2 separate regions of the Homo sapiens genome follow, and region 1 is linked to region 2. Evidence: chromatin loops called from intact Hi-C (ENCODE). Cell type or tissue: endothelial cell of umbilical vein. All regions are shown on one strand. Region 1 overlaps EPHA5 (EPH receptor A5). Region 2 overlaps EPHA5 (EPH receptor A5).

Region 1 (8,000 bases), 120 kb before region 2:
ATGATATTCAGGGCTAGAGAAAACAGAATGGAGCTAGTGTTCTTATGTGTGGCAAGTGACACTGAAAAGTGGCACCAATCCTTTAGAAAACAAAATTCTAAACCTATCAAAAGGCAATAAAATGTTCTCATGCTTTGGCCCTATTGTTTCACAAAATGGTTAGATCATGGGGTTTGTAGTCAAACTAGAAGCAGTCTTGAATATATCCATTACTAGATGCATAGCTTTGGATAATCTAGTCACTGATGAAATGAGATAATAAAACCTGCACCACACAGGGTTGCTTTGAAGAATGAGTTTGATCATATATGTCAAGCTCTCTGCACTGTTTGGGGCTCACAGTCAGCACTTAGAAAGTTTTTAAGTGATATTACTATATTAAGACAGTCTTAGGGCAAAGAGTGAGCTATATTATTATAATGTATATTATTTGTAATATACATAAGGCTGAGCATAGCTTTTAAAGCAACTAAATGATAAAATATTTGTTCAGTAAACCAAAGTATATATGTGGAGTCTATGAAGCAATTAATGTAAATATGGTATAATATTAAATTTTTAAAAATTAGGTAAAAATCGGTGTGAAGAAAAGTAAAATGATGGCATAGGCATATGTCAAATGTGTAAGAGACATTGTGCTGAAATGTTACATTCATTGCATTATGGAAAAATTTTTAGTTCACCCTGGTTTCATTTTTTAAAAGTTGTACTTTATAATTTCAAAAAAAATTAAACAAATCCAGTAATGATACTTATTGCAATATATTTCATTAAAGGCCATGAGTTTTTAAGTGATTAAAAAGAATTTAAACACATAGCTAATATTAACCAAATAACACTGAATAAATTGTTCACTTGTAATTAACACTACAATGTTAATAGTTTTATACATTCCTTAAAATATTTCAGGATGCAAAACTGCATAGTACTAAATGTGTTTCCGCCAAATTTGTATGTTGAAGTCTTGACCTCAAAAGTGATGATTTTAGGAGGTAGGGTATTTGGAAGCTGATAAGATCATAAGTGCCCAGCCCTCTTGAATGAGGTCAGTTTTCTATCAAACAGGTTTGAGGGAATTCCCTTGTCCCTTCCCTCCATATAAAGACACAGCAAGAAGGCAACCTTCTGCAAGGTGGTAAGAGAGCCCTCACTAGGAATCAAAGAGGCAAGCACCTTCAACATTAAAATATCAACACCTTAAAAATACTTGATGACCCAAACTCTACCACATTATTTAAATGCAAGTTTTAAATAGAGATTAAATCATATAAATGACTGAGGTGCACCTTAAATAAATTATGCACTTAACATGAATTTCTTTGAAAAATCCCCCAAATTGTACAAATCTAAGTGTCTCCTGTGCGGCCATTCATCTTAAGGAAAAAGTCAAAAACACAAACAAACAAAAACTAATTCACATTAACACTGTAATCAGACACTCTCCTTATTTCTTACTCTAAAAAAAACTATTAGGACCTAGAAATATCAAACTAAATGAAAGCAGAAAAAAACTTGAGGTGAGACATATTTAGAAAACACTTCAATTATTTTTTTTCAAGCTATACTTCAATAATGACTCTCTGTTTTTACTTTGTTTCATTACTCTAATGGGCCAGAGATCATTATAAAACATTAAGTTCTTCCTCCACGAATGCCACAGGTAAAGGAATTGATTCAATTAGCAAATGTTATTAAACGTGTTAGATACAATTTGCTTATTCCAATATATATTTGAACTCAAAATAAATTTTATCAAATATTAACCATCTTTCATAAACTTTTTGCTGCGGTAGAAGATACAGTCATTCTCATTATTAGTAAACATTTACTGAGAATCTATATGCTATTCTTTAATAGTGAAGAAATTACATAACAACAGTTCTCTACTCATGTGTAACACAGTGGTTCCAAACCTGGCTACACATTAGAATCAACAAGGAAGCTTAAAAACAAAAGTCCAGGCCTTACTTTACAATAATTAAATCAGAACATCTTGATTGTGGAACTCAAACATCATTATTTTTCAAAATCTGTAAGTTGATTCTAAATTTTCTCCAGGTTGAGAAACACTGATCCAAGAGATACTCAATAAACACGTATTGTATTGAACTGATGTGTATTATAATAGTTCTTTGGGAATTTACTTAATGAATACAAGGGAAAGGCTTGTAATTAGCATATTAATGGCCTGCATGTAAGCAGAAACTTCAAAAGTGCCTGGAGGTGCTTATAAATAATATGTTCTTTGGTAAGTATGTATATATAGAGAGAGATTATATATAATTAAACATATAATTTATATATACATTATATATATGTAAATTATGTACAAATTTTATATGTAAAAATCTTATGCATAAAAAGTATTAAAAACATATATATCAGATATATGATATGAAGAAGACTTCAATAATGATGTATATATATCATATATATGGTATATATGTATCATATATACATCATGATGCATATATGATATACACACACACACACACACACACACACATATACATTAATCAGGTCCAATTCCATTAAGAAAATTAAAGTCAGATGTGGTTTCTCCTTTGCTCTCCCAATTAATATTTCCAATAATTATGAAAGGCCTGGACATGATATTAGTGGCAACAATAACAGGTTAGAAAGAGTTATGTTCACTCCTAAAAATCTTTCCTGTATTTCTTGAAGAACAAAATCACAATCACCACTGCTACCACCATTATCACTTTCACTGCTACCAGTAAAAACAAAGCAAGAAAAGAAATATTAAGAAACACTATTTTTATCTTTGGCAAGAACATTATAGGGAAAAAAACCCAGCATGGAACTATGACTATTGTGGAGTTCCCTCTGATATTTTGGGATGATGGATTTTATTGAGCTCACTCTAGAGCGCATATCCTATTTTAGAAGACTTCAATAATGCCCTGGTCATAATATCTGCCAGTCTGAAGGAGTAATGGTATCTTCCTACCAACTTATTATAAATCAGTGACTCAGACACTTGGACATCTCTTCTTCTAATATTTGTTTAAAAGTAAGAAAAGGGGTTGGGGGAAGTAGGAAGGAAGGTGTGGTTTTAAAATTTTTGAATGCCTTCTCAGTGATTCATAACATAAAAAATATATATGATATGAATCACGTAAGCCATATTCCCATTTGGAGCCACAATAAAAACTAAACAATATTAAACACTATCATATTCTGGAAAAATATAATTTTTTTAAAAAGAAAATCTTGCATGTGTATGATGTGCATGTAAAAATTAACTTCCTTATTTTTCAAAAATCGGTTTGTATACGAGAAAGTTCCTGCCATTAATGAGTCAGGAAGGAATAGAAGATGAGGTTGTGCAGGGACACAGGAGAGGCTGTGGAAGGCCAAATAGTCTGGGCTAAGGAGTCACAGGAAACTGGGCATGCCATATGCACTCATACCCATGCGCCTTTTTCCATCATACTCTCCCGACCATCTCTGGTAAAATTTATCTTCACCCTCAAGGTGTAGTTCAAATCTACCACTCCTCTATCAATATTTCTGTGTTCATTTAAGCAGAGATAATTTTATCTTCTATTCTCACACTGATTTCTTCTCAATTTGTTCCAAATACTCACAATCTATAGCAACTGGTCCAAGAAGTCAAACCATAACCTTTGTAGCAATCAGACCAAATGGTTAGAACCTAATAACTGCAAACTTCCCTAATTTTTGGTCCCTATTTCCAATTCAGGATCAAACAAAGGAAGCCAAATCACCTAGGATGCTCTGATTTTAGGTAGCCCATTTCCAGCTTCAATATGCCAACAACCTCCAAATCTGGGCCTAACTGAAGCCTTCTCTTTGTCCCCATTATTACCCTATCCTGTCTGCCTTTGGGTTTCTACCAAATGCATGTGATGTTGGCTGATCCTCTTCTGTAGTAAGCTGTGGAAAAAATACTCTGTGTTTGTTCTCAGCTGGGTGATTTCAGCTTATTTCCACAGAAGAGATAATCTTTACTAGTTCAATAAAGGGAAAATATATGGATTCATCTTTGCAATCAACGACCATCTTATTTCTGTTCCAGCATAATAATAGTGTTGATATACAACATACTGAATCATGTTTCTTACTCCTGCAGAACGATGCCTACACTGAGCAAACATCAATTACCTCCATTTCTAGGAGCCTAAATTTGCTAAGCTTCTTCCACTGAGCTCTTCCTCCCCCAGTCATTTCACAGCTGAAACACGTCTGTCTCGGGGGCCTCTTAGAAAAGAACGTAGGATTATCATGATGAACCTATTTGTGCTCAGCTATTTTAGGTTTTAAATTATTTTGAGAAAAGGAGAGAAAATTTGAAAGCAAATAAAGTTGCAAATAAGTGATGCTGTTTTCGTCAGCTCAAATAAATAACGTTTATAAACACAGCTTTGAAAGTACTGTTTTAAATACTCATTTAATGAAAAAATAACATCAATTAAAAATATGAGTGGGTTCAAAAAAAGAAGAAAATAAGTAAAAGAAACAAGTCAAATATGTACATTGTTTAGCTCCCTCCATTATGTCTGTCTAGTATTTTTCTAAAATTGAATCACATCTATCAGCATGAAACTTTTAAGGTGGAAAAATCAGAAAGACTAAGCTTTCCATTTAATTATGTCTCTCTCAAATAATAAAAGTAATTGCGGCAATATACTGAAATTACCAAAACTCAAGGAATGTGTGTATTTTGTGATAAACATATTATGATAATTGAACATACTCTAGAATGACTTAAGAGGAAGCTAAATGTCACATTTTCATATCACACTATTCAAATTCCATGCAACTACATTCTGTTTTTTATTAGTATTGATCAGTAGCATTAAAATCACATATTATAATAGTTGCCATAATTATTTAAAATTAAATATTGTGCTGGTGATAAATGTGAAATATTTAATACATTGTATACATAACAGTGATTAATTATGGTTACAATTGCTTTATACATTGAATTGTGTATAAATGTATGTGTGTGATTATATTCACAAAAATGTACCTTTATAAAATATTCGTAATTGTGACTATATATGATCTCCAACAGGAATTTACCTGACCAAACATTGAAAAATATTTTAATATTATAATATTTATATTTGTATAATACTGATAAAAATCAGACAGATTAATAGAACGGCTTTCATAGCCCAGAGCCAACATAGACAAAATAATACCCGTGTAGCTGCTTATTTAGTACATGCTACATGTAGAAACCTATAAGATTTTTGGAGGAGAGTGAAAACCACTGCTGAGTACTCACATAAGTCTTTGGAAAATATCAATTTAAATCCCCACGTACACAAAATTAACATTTTAAAGATTTTTTTATATCCCGTGCAAAATAAACATTACTAAAACACAAAAGTTGACACTTTCAATAATATAGCTCTGTTCTGTGAAGTGCTACAATCCCACTAGTTTTAATGGGTAAAGAGCCTGTTCATGCAATTTACAAAACAGATGTTAAAACAGCTAATGACTGTACTTTTTGCTTATAAGTGAATGATCTCATTAAATCTAAAAATAAAAATAAATTTAATTATAAATGCACAGCTATTTTTCTCCTATTAAATAAGCAACGATGTTCTAGGTTGTGAACTACCAATATCATGTACCATTGAGGGGAATGCTAATTGTACAGTAGTTCAGAAGGGCCATTTGTCAATATGTATAAACAATCTTAAAAATATTCATATGCATTGACCCTTACTTTGAATTTTATGAATGTGTTCTAAGGACATTAATGACAGAAATAGTAAGATACAAAACATGCACACACAGAGGCACACAAAATCTTTCTCTCAAACAATAACAGTTATACACACACAGAGAGAGCAAAACATTCATGACAAAGATCAAACATTAGCATACCTAACAGACACTAAATTTTTGCTTTTAAAATATTTTTAATTGCTCATATAAATTTTATATTGTTATGTTAAGTAAAAAAAACAGAAAACAAAACTACCAATTAAAAATTCAACTGTACAAAAGACATCTTAAATATATATGGCAAAATATTAATACTGTTTGCTTCTGGTGGTATGATTAACTTTCTTTCTGAATTTTGTCTTTTATGTTCTTTGTAATTTAAAATAAGAATTAAGAAATGCCTACCTAAATAAAAATAGCAGCTTAGTGAGAAATTAGGGCAATTGACTTAACTCTGCCAAATTTGTAACCTGCAATATAAAAAAAAAAGGCTGAAACTTATAGGAAAGTGAAGAAGCAAGACGTCTTGGTAATGTCAGCAAATCAGGGCATTCATCTAAGGACGTGGCCATTAATCTAACCTCTAAGAATATGTTGGAAAATAGCTAAAGTGGTGCAGGTGCAATCTGAGCACTTGGAGTCTATGGAGACACAATGCAGTGGGGGCGGGGGTTGGGCGGTAAGTGGAAGCAGGATTGATAGTGATTTTCACCTTAGGACATTTGGTTTATACTGAGATGATCCCCTAATAGACTTCCAAGCTGGGTTATTTCAGAGTCCTCCTTGGAGCTGGGGGCGCTGTCCAAAGGCTTGGATACACTGGAGCAGGATCCAGTCACCATGGCTTTGGAAACTGATAGGAACAAATGGGCTAAACTGTACAAGCTCCATTCAGATATTTGAGATATACAGAAGTTCCTTCTCATTTCAATTTATTGGATGAAGATTTAGAAGCCCCAAGGCTTAGGCAGAAAGATACAGGGTGGTAAAATGCACATCTACTTATATTTAAAAGTAGCTTTTTCCCTATTGGGGCTGAAAAGCAACAGTATACACTAGCACAGGTTTGAAATGATTAATAATACATCATTAAGCCTTAAAAAAAAGCCTTACCCTGGCCCACTACTTCCCAAATTACTAGAGAAGAGGTAAATCCAAAAGACTACAGTATGTACGTTTGGAACAGGTAGAACAGGGCTGAGTCAGGAAAAGTTAGATATCAACAACACAACAAATCATTAAGAGGTTCCCATGTATTACAAAAAGCATGGAAGTCATACAAATGTAGAATACTGGTTTATTACATATTTGTCCATCTAAATTCATTTTTTTTGTATGTCTCATTCTTTTTTTTTATTATACTTTAAGATTTAGGGTACATGTGCACAATGTGCAGGTTAGTTACATATGTATACATGAGCCATGCTGGTGTGCTGCACCCATTAACTTGTCATTTAGCATTAGGTATATCTCCTAATGCTATCCCTCCCCCCTCCCCCCACCCCACAACAGTTCCCAGAGTGTGATGTTCCCCTTCCTGTGTCCATGTGTTCTCATTGTTCAATTCCCATCTATGAGTGAGAGCATGAGGTGTTTGGTTTTTTGTCCTTGTGATAGTTTGCTGAGAATGATGATTTCCAATTTCATCCATGTCCCTACAAAGGACATGAACTCATCATTTTTTATGGCTGCATAGTATTCCATGGTGTATATGTGCCACATTTTCTTAATCCAGTCTATCATTGTTGGACATTTGGGTTGGTTCCAAGTCTTTGCTATTGTGAATAGTGCCACAATAAACATACGTGTGCATGTGTCTTTATAGCAGCATGTTTTATAATCCTTTGGGTATATACCCAGTAATGGGATGGCTGGGTCAAATGGTATTTCTACTGCTAGATCCCTGAGGAATCGCCACACTGACTTCCACAATGGTTGAACTAGTTTACAGTCCCACCAACAGTGTAAAAGTGTTCCTATTTCTCCACATCCTCTCCAGCACCTGTTGTTTCCTGACTTTTTAATGATTGCCATTCTAACTGTTGTGAGATGGTATCTCATTGAGGTTTTGATTTGCATTTCTCTGATGGCCAGTGATGATGAGTATTTTTTCATGTGTCTTTTGGCTGCATAAATGTCTTCTTTTGAGAAGGGTCTGTTCATATCCTTTGCCCACTTTTTGATGGGGTTGTTTTTTTCTTGTAAATTTGTTGGAGTTCATTGTAGATTCTGGATATTAGCCCTTTGTCAGATGAGTAGGTTGCGAA
Region 2 (8,000 bases):
ACACTAATTGCTTAATGGTGTTTAATATTAACATACACATTTTTAAAAAGTCATTCAAGACAATTTTAATAGCATTCATGTGTGTGATACACACACACACACACACACACACACACACACACACATATATTTAACCAAATTGTGGACCATCAGTAACAGGTATATGTATATGTTGTAATGTGTATATATGTAATATAAATGGTAGTGTGTGTACATATAAATAAAATCATAAATAAAATAAAGCTGTGTAAAGTATTAGAAATTGATTAGGATTATCAATTTCACATTTTTATATTGTTACATCTATATATTTTATAGAAGTGTTTTATCACATAGTATCAATGATTAATTATAATACTAATTTCCTTCCCATAATTCAGAGAAAGAGATTATTACCTCATTTAGTATTCCAAAAATGGCAAAATACTTTTAAATTTGGTAAAAATTTATTATGTACCAGATGTCACTCCCTGTTTTATTTTTAAAATAACAACTTCTATACTCCATTACCAGCAAAGTTAGAAAATTTTAAAATATATTGAAAAATATATATATATATATAGATAGAACAAATTCACCAAATAATCTAGGACAGAAAGTTTGTCATGCTCAAGTGAAGTACATTGATTTGATTGTTATACATTTCTAAACTATTCACTGACAAATAATGTAGCCTCCTAAGATAAAATAGTTAAGCTGAACTAATTTCAGTTTTACAAGTCTAAATGCCAAGGGTATGGAAAAATATTTATGGAAAGACATTCTGTAGTGATGTGATGGTGTATGTCTCCATCTCGACAATGCGGATGTGCTTGACATATAGTAGCTAAACATGAAGCTCATTTTGGCCTAGAATGAACTGACACATGGCTTTTTGACTGCAGACTATCGTAAATCACAATATTACTTTTTGTTTATCTAATTGAACCTCCACTGAAATAAAAGCCACATGATTTCAGCCATTCTTCAAAGGTTTCTAGGAACAATTTGTATAATATAAATACTTATCATAAATAATATAATTCAGGTATCTTTCAAAGCAGAGTTGATTTCCCCTTGATCATTGATTCCTCTATAGCACTAAGTTCTTTTAGATAAATTTACGTTTTTATTTTACTTAAGATGCTAAGCAGTTCTTCTATCCCAAACAAATAAATGTGAATTAGTTAAGAAATAAGAGTACTTCAATAATAGTGTGTATAAGGGTATATATAAAAATGTAAGCTTGTCTATGTGCAAAACATTTTAAGTATTTGGTTACATATTTCCCACTTCATCACAAATTTTAATTAGATAAAGATTTGAGAATTGGAAAGAAGTATTTCTGCTGTCAAAATGAACAGACTTGGAAAGAACACACTAAAAGACTAGGAAAAGTTAGAATAAGCTACGTTTGAATTAAGCATTATGCCTTCTCTACTCTTAAACTTTTATTTCTTCTACTTCATAGAAAAAAGATATCTATCTGAATGAGAGTTCATCTTGACACAAACATACTATTAATGCTTGTTTTATTGTGTCATTTTGGTCTTATGAACAAATGGCACTTTTGAACAGATTTAACAACTTAAATTCTTCATAAAAACAAGAAGCATCCACTGTCAAATGAGTTTAATAAATCCAGTTTCTTGTGAATTTGTACTTTAGAAAAGCAGAAAATTGAATTAAATTAAATTAAATGACTTTTAAATTTTAAGTGATAAAGCTTCTAGCACCTTATTTTACCATGCCTTCAATTAGAGAAAGCATAAAGCCAAAAATGTCAAGGGATGGTTTCTTCACAAAATATTGAGAAAATGCACTCTCACGTTAAGTTTTTAGAGCACCTAAATTTAGCTCCGTGCCTTGCAAATTTTTCAACATATTTTCATGGGTTAATTGGCAAGCCCGAATTTATACCTCTTTTCCATCTTCTCAAGCAAAACTAGCATTTGTAATTATTTTTTAAGTTTAGGGAAAAGCCAGAAAACTATGTTTTTGAGAGTGATTTAACCAAGGGAATTTTTTTGTGAACTTTTCCTTTTATTTATTTATTTTCTTTTATTCTACTTTAAGTTTTAGGGTACATGTGCACAACGTGCAGGTTTGTTACATATGTATACATGTGCCATGTTGGTGTGCTACACCCATTGACTCGTCATTTAACATTAGGTATATCTCCGAATGCTATCCCTCCCTGCTCTGCCCACCCCATAACAGGCCCCAGTGTGTGATGCTCCCCTTCCTGTGTCCATGTGTTGTCATTGTACAATTCCCACCTATGAGTGAGAACATGTGGTGCTTGGTCTTTTGTCCTTGCAATAGTTTGCTGAGAATGATGGTTTCCAGCTTCATCCATTCCCTACAAAGGACATGAACTCATCCTTTTTTATGGCTGCATAGTATTCCATGGTGTATATGTGCCACATTTTCTTAATCCAGTCTATCATTGTTGGACATTTGGGTTGGTTCCCAGTCTTTGCTGTTGTGAATAGTGCCACAATAAACATACGTGTGCATGTGTCTTTATTGCAGAATGATTTATAATCCTTTGGGTATATACCCAGTAATGGGATGGCTGGGTCAAATGGTATTTCTAGTTCTAGATCCCTGAGGAATCGCCACACTGTCTTCCACAATGGTTGAAGCAGTTTACAGTCCCACCAACAGTGTAAAAGTGTTCCTATTTCTCCGCATCCTCTCCAGCACCTGTTGTTTCCTGACTTTTTAATGATCGCCATTCTAACTGATGTGAGATGGTATCTCATTGTGGTTTTGATTTGCATTTCTCTGATGGCCAGTGATGATAAGCATTTTGTCATGTGTCTTTTGGCTGCATAAATGTCTTCTTTTGGCTGCATAAATGTCTTCTTTTGAGAAGTGTCTGTTCATATCCTTCGCCCGCTTGTTGATGGAGTTGTTTGTTTTTTTCTTGTAAATTTGTTTGAGTTCATTGTCGATTCTGGATATTAGCCCTTTGTCAGATGAGTAGATGCAAAAATTTTCTCCCATTCTGTAGGTTGCCTGTTCACTCTGTCTGCTGTGCAGAAGCTCTTTAGTTTAATTAGATCCCATTTGTCAATTTTGGCTTTTGTTGCCATTGCTTTTGGTGTTTGGTGTTTTAGACATGAAGTCCTTGCCCATGCCTATGTCCTGAACGGTATTGCCTAGGTTTTCTTCTAGGGTTTCTATGGTTTTAGGTCTAACATTTAAGTCTTTAATCCATCTTGAATTAATTTTTTTATAAGGTGTAAGGAAGGGATCCAGTTTCAGCTTTCTGCATATGGCTAGTCAGTTTTCCCAGCACCATTTATTAAATAGGGAATCCTTTCCCCATTGCTTGGTTTTGTCAGGTTTGTCAAAGGTCAGATAGTTGTAGATATGTGGCATTATTTCTGAGGGCTCTGTTCTGTTCCATTGGTCTATATCTCTGTTTTGGTACCAGTACCATGCTGTTTTGGTTACTGTAGCCTTGTAGTATAGTTTGAAGTCAGGTAGTGTGATGCCTCCAGCTTTGTTCTTTTGGCTTAGGATTGTCTTGGCAATGCAGGCTCTTTTTTGGTTCCATATGAACTTTAAAGTAGTTTTTTCCAATTCTGTGAAGAAAGCCATTGGTAGCTTAATGGGGATGGCATTGAATCTATAAATTACCTTGGGCAGTATGGCCATTTTCACGATATTGATGCTTCCTACCCATGAGCATGGAATGTTCTTCCATTTGTTTGTAACCTCTTTTATTTCATTGAGCAGTGGTTTGTAGTTCTCCTTGAAGAGGTCCTTCACATCCCTTGTAAGTTGGATTCCTAGGTATTTTATTATCCTTGAAGCAATTGTGAATGGGAGTTCACTCATGATTTTCCTCCCTATTTGTCTGTTATTCGTGTATAAGAATGCTTGTGATTTATGCACATTGATTTTGTATCCTGAGACTGCTGAAGTTGCTTATCAGCTTAAGGAGATTTTGGCTGAGATGATGGGGTTTTATAGATATACAATCGGGAATGTTTTTAAAAAGAGAAATCTGTGGATGAATGGTATCTCACTTGAAACCATGACAAAAATATTAGTATTTGCTTATGATAATACAACATATATTATTTTCTCTAAATTAATAGATACCCAAATTCCCCACTCATAGTTTTTTCTCAATATAGGCAAGCATAATTTTTGTGTACAAGTTGATTCAATATCATGACCCTTAGGCTCTTTTACTTTGTTTCATATAAATATGATGAAAAATATGAACTAAATACTCATGAAATAACCTTATTTCAGCTTTTAGTTTTTCCTTAGTACATGGGCTTTTGTGAGCAATATTTGTGTTAACATGAATGTTTATTGCCTTGATAGGTAGGGTGCACAGTTTAAATATAAGCTGGATGATTTATTCTGTAATTGAAAGAAAAGCTTAATGGCCTGTGTATTTGATTTGAAGTATACATTATTTTAGACTCAAGTAGTGAGATCTGCTTTGATTAATTCATGTCTATACGGTCATAAAATAAGTCCAGCTATGAATCATTGAGTGAGTATGTTGTGGTTAACGCAATAAAACTTCCATTTAGGGACAAAAGCAACCAACACATTGTTATAAAAGGATATGCAAGGTCTTGGCCTTGATTGCTAAGATAGAAGTAATGTTTTCAGTCATGAATATCTCTCCTTGTACTATTGGGCATTGTATCATAGTTCATTAACTCAGAAGAAAATCCTATGTATCTGACAAATTATATTCCCTTTCATAAAATAAAAAAGTACAATTAACTATGTGCTATTTTGGAATAAAGAATAAAACCATTACATGTAGTATAAAAAGCATTCACGATTACATTCTTTCCTTTAAAATCAAGCAACAATTACAACAAAAAGAAACTTATTCCCCAGTTAAGTTAGATAATCATTGCCCAGGTTGTGTATAATTTAATCAAAACATTGACAATGCAGTTTTTTTTAAAAGCATAGATAGCTAGATATAGATAAAGGTTTTCACACTGTAATTTGACTTAAAAACAAAAAGAAGTGTTAAAAAAAACTATCCCTGATTGTGAGAAAGTCTTCTTGGAGTAGCATATCTGTATCTATGAATATAAATATAGTACAGGAAATATAGAGAACGCATTGGGCATACAGTTGCTTTAAACTACTTTTCTTCAAACTGTATGCTGAGAATTAAAATGAATCAAGCCATTTTGCAAATGTTCAGTGCAAATCTATAAAATATTCCTCTTTTGAATTGAAAATCTTTAAATTAGCAAAACCAACTGGCTAATGAAGTTCATTTGGTAAAAGCAGTCATTGATTTGCCATTAATTTTCAGTGTGCAAGTGTCCTACTGGGTCTTAAATTAAACAATTTCAGGTGTCAACATTTAGAGACATACTTCTTTACTTACAGAATAGAAAATTCACGCTCAAAATAACTTGGCAAAGACTGTCCTTTAACAACATATCTTATTTCTAAAAGTTTCAACCAGGTAAACTCTCAAATATATTTCATAGTATTATATATTATTTATCTACATTTAGTTAACTGTTCGACCTGTTTGATACAATTATTACTACAGAAATATTCAATCCCTCCCAGAGTCTATATTTGTGTCCTAGCTATCTGGGGATATCAATTTCAAAACCCGAATGGGTCTTGGCTTTTTTGCAGAAGCCAGAGAGGGAAGAAAAAGGAAGCCAGGAAAACAATAACTCTAAAAGACTGATTATAGGGATGGTTAGAAAACAGTGTCCTGATTTTGTAAGATGAGAACTTAAACTTTACGGTTATATCTTAACCCATATTAGACTATATTGTAAAGCATATTCCTTTTCCATTGTTATTTTATGATTACTAATCTGCCACTATTTATCAGAACATTCACACTTTTGCGACCCTATGACAAAGCAGTAATACCAGTAGCCACATTAATAAAGCAAACTAACATTTATTCAGCATGTTCACTAGGGTCATTCAGTGAGTAAAATTCTACACTGATTCAGATCATTTCATTAGCATAATCAGATCATTTCATTAGCATAATCATCAGATGAAGTGAATAGTAAATTTCGATTTTATAAGTACAATGCTAGACAATATGCCTAAATTCTTAAAAGCACTAAGTGAAAAATCTGAGAGTTCAGGACAGGTGGATCTGGTAACACAGCTAAGCCTTCTTACAAATGTTCTAACCATTGTGGACGACATTTCAAGTCTATTCTATGCAATTTCAGATGATACATACTTCTTTTTTTTTTTTTTTTTTTCGAGATGGAGTTTCACTCTTGTTGCCCAGGTTGGAGTGCAATGGCGAGATCTCCCCCCACTGCAACCTCTGCCTCCCGAGTTCAAGTGATTCTCCTGCCTCAGCCTCCCGAGTAGCTGGTATTACAGGCATATGCCACTACGTCTGGCTAATTTTGTGTTTTTTTTTTTTTTTTAGTAGAGACAGGGTTTCTTCATTTTGGTCAGGCTGGTCTCGAACTCCCAACCTCAGGTGATCAGCCCACCTCGGCCTCCCAAAGTGCTGGGATTACAGGCATGAGCCACTACGCTCGGTGGATACATACTTCTGTTAGCAAGACTTTAATTTACTAGTTTTTCTTAATTACTATATTCTCCATATGCCTGTTCCTAGCTCTTCCAGTCCATGTAATCACACAGTATCTTCTCTTTTGGTTGTGAACTTTGAGGTCACATAGACTTGAATTCAGTGTTAATAAGTTTACACTGTTTCTATATGACCCTTGACATTTCCTTATCATAAAATAGCACCTCTTTTGTGGAATTTCTGAAAGGTTTTAATCAGAATGTGTATGTGTGTGAGTATAACTGCTGGCAGCAGAAACTAAGCACTCAATAGCCGTTTTAAAACATTAGGATGGTTACTATGATTGATTTGGCAATGGTCATTGAGTTTTAGCTGCCTTGGTGTCTGTCCACTTCAATCCAAAATTGATATCTCACAATCACTGTAGAACTGAAAATAACTGTTGAGGCACTGGCATGTGCCTGACATAGTCCACAAACATGCTAGACTTGTATATGATGCTCAAGTATAGGTAATTCCAAAAAGCTGTATCTCCCAACTTGGTGGCATTTGAAGATGGGTCCTTAGGGAGGTAAATATGATCACATTAGGTCATGAGAGTGGGCTCTTGTGCCTTATAAGAAGAGGATGAGCCCTCAATCAATCAATCAATCTCTCTCTCTCTGTCTCTCCACCTGTATCACTGAAGAATGGCCAGGTGAGGACACAGTGAGAAAGCAGCTGCCTGCAAGCCAGGAAGAGAGCCCACACCAAGAAATGAATGACTGGCACCTTGGTCTTGGACTTTCTAGACTCAGAACTGTGAGAAATAAATTTCTGCTGCTTAAGCCACCCAGCCTGTGGTTATGGCAACCCAAGCTGACTAATGTTACATTACTCAACAAAGTACAGGGTGGAGATGTGGTAAGTAGGGTGTCTGTTTGGTATGGTATCAACTAAGTTATGTCTTTAAAAAATTATCTTTATAAGAGGTCCTTGAACTTTCAATAATATGTTAAGAACACTTTCTAGGCGTGGACTAACTGATCTGTAGTGTTTAAAAAATAAATGAAAGATTATCTGTGTGTGATGACTAGTTGTGATGATGAGTTTTTTTATCTTCAAAATATATGTATAGTAATGGTAAGATTTCATCAATGGGACTACATCAAATATATTTTGTAAACATTAACTTAAGAAGATTTTACCTTATACTGTAAAATACAGTGCATATGTGTATATATGTATGTATATTTGAATTTGACACTCTGAATCCTTTAATATGTGTTTACTCTATAACCCCAATTCTATAAAACTTATAATCATAGAAAGAGGTAACAATTTCAAATGCTCTAAGAAAAGTTTTGTAAATCTTAGCTCACCCTGTGGGTAATTTAAACGACATTTTTTAGGCAATCAGTTATTTTAATTTCATAGAACATCTTTTAATATCTCAGACTAATACTTTGGTTTTTAAGCAATGCCTGCTAGGCTAAAACTTATTTGT

The links. Peaks named below come from ENCODE experiments on the same cell type or tissue, not always from the same donor. Only the 100,000 strongest peaks of a DNase experiment are listed, where the experiment ranks them.
Region 1: it touches region 2 in a loop (13-fold over the local background); 2 of 110 quality-filtered maps call a loop at or near these places.

The regions. Positions count from the first base shown.
Region 1 is chr4:65,380,742-65,388,741 of GRCh38, forward strand. The region is part of intron 8 of EPHA5 (EPH receptor A5); the gene reads right to left. Among named protein-coding and RNA genes, the nearest start is that of LINC02835, 140 kb to the left of the region's middle. In endothelial cell of umbilical vein, no CTCF peak of the experiment used is centred here; a DNase peak (open chromatin) is centred at 3,070; H3K27ac peaks cover 1,347 bases.
Region 2 is chr4:65,503,821-65,511,820 of GRCh38, forward strand. The region is part of intron 3 of EPHA5 (EPH receptor A5); the gene reads right to left. Among named protein-coding and RNA genes, the nearest start is that of EPHA5-AS1, 160 kb to the right of the region's middle. In endothelial cell of umbilical vein, no CTCF peak of the experiment used is centred here; a DNase peak (open chromatin) is centred at 4,531; H3K27ac peaks cover 2,412 bases.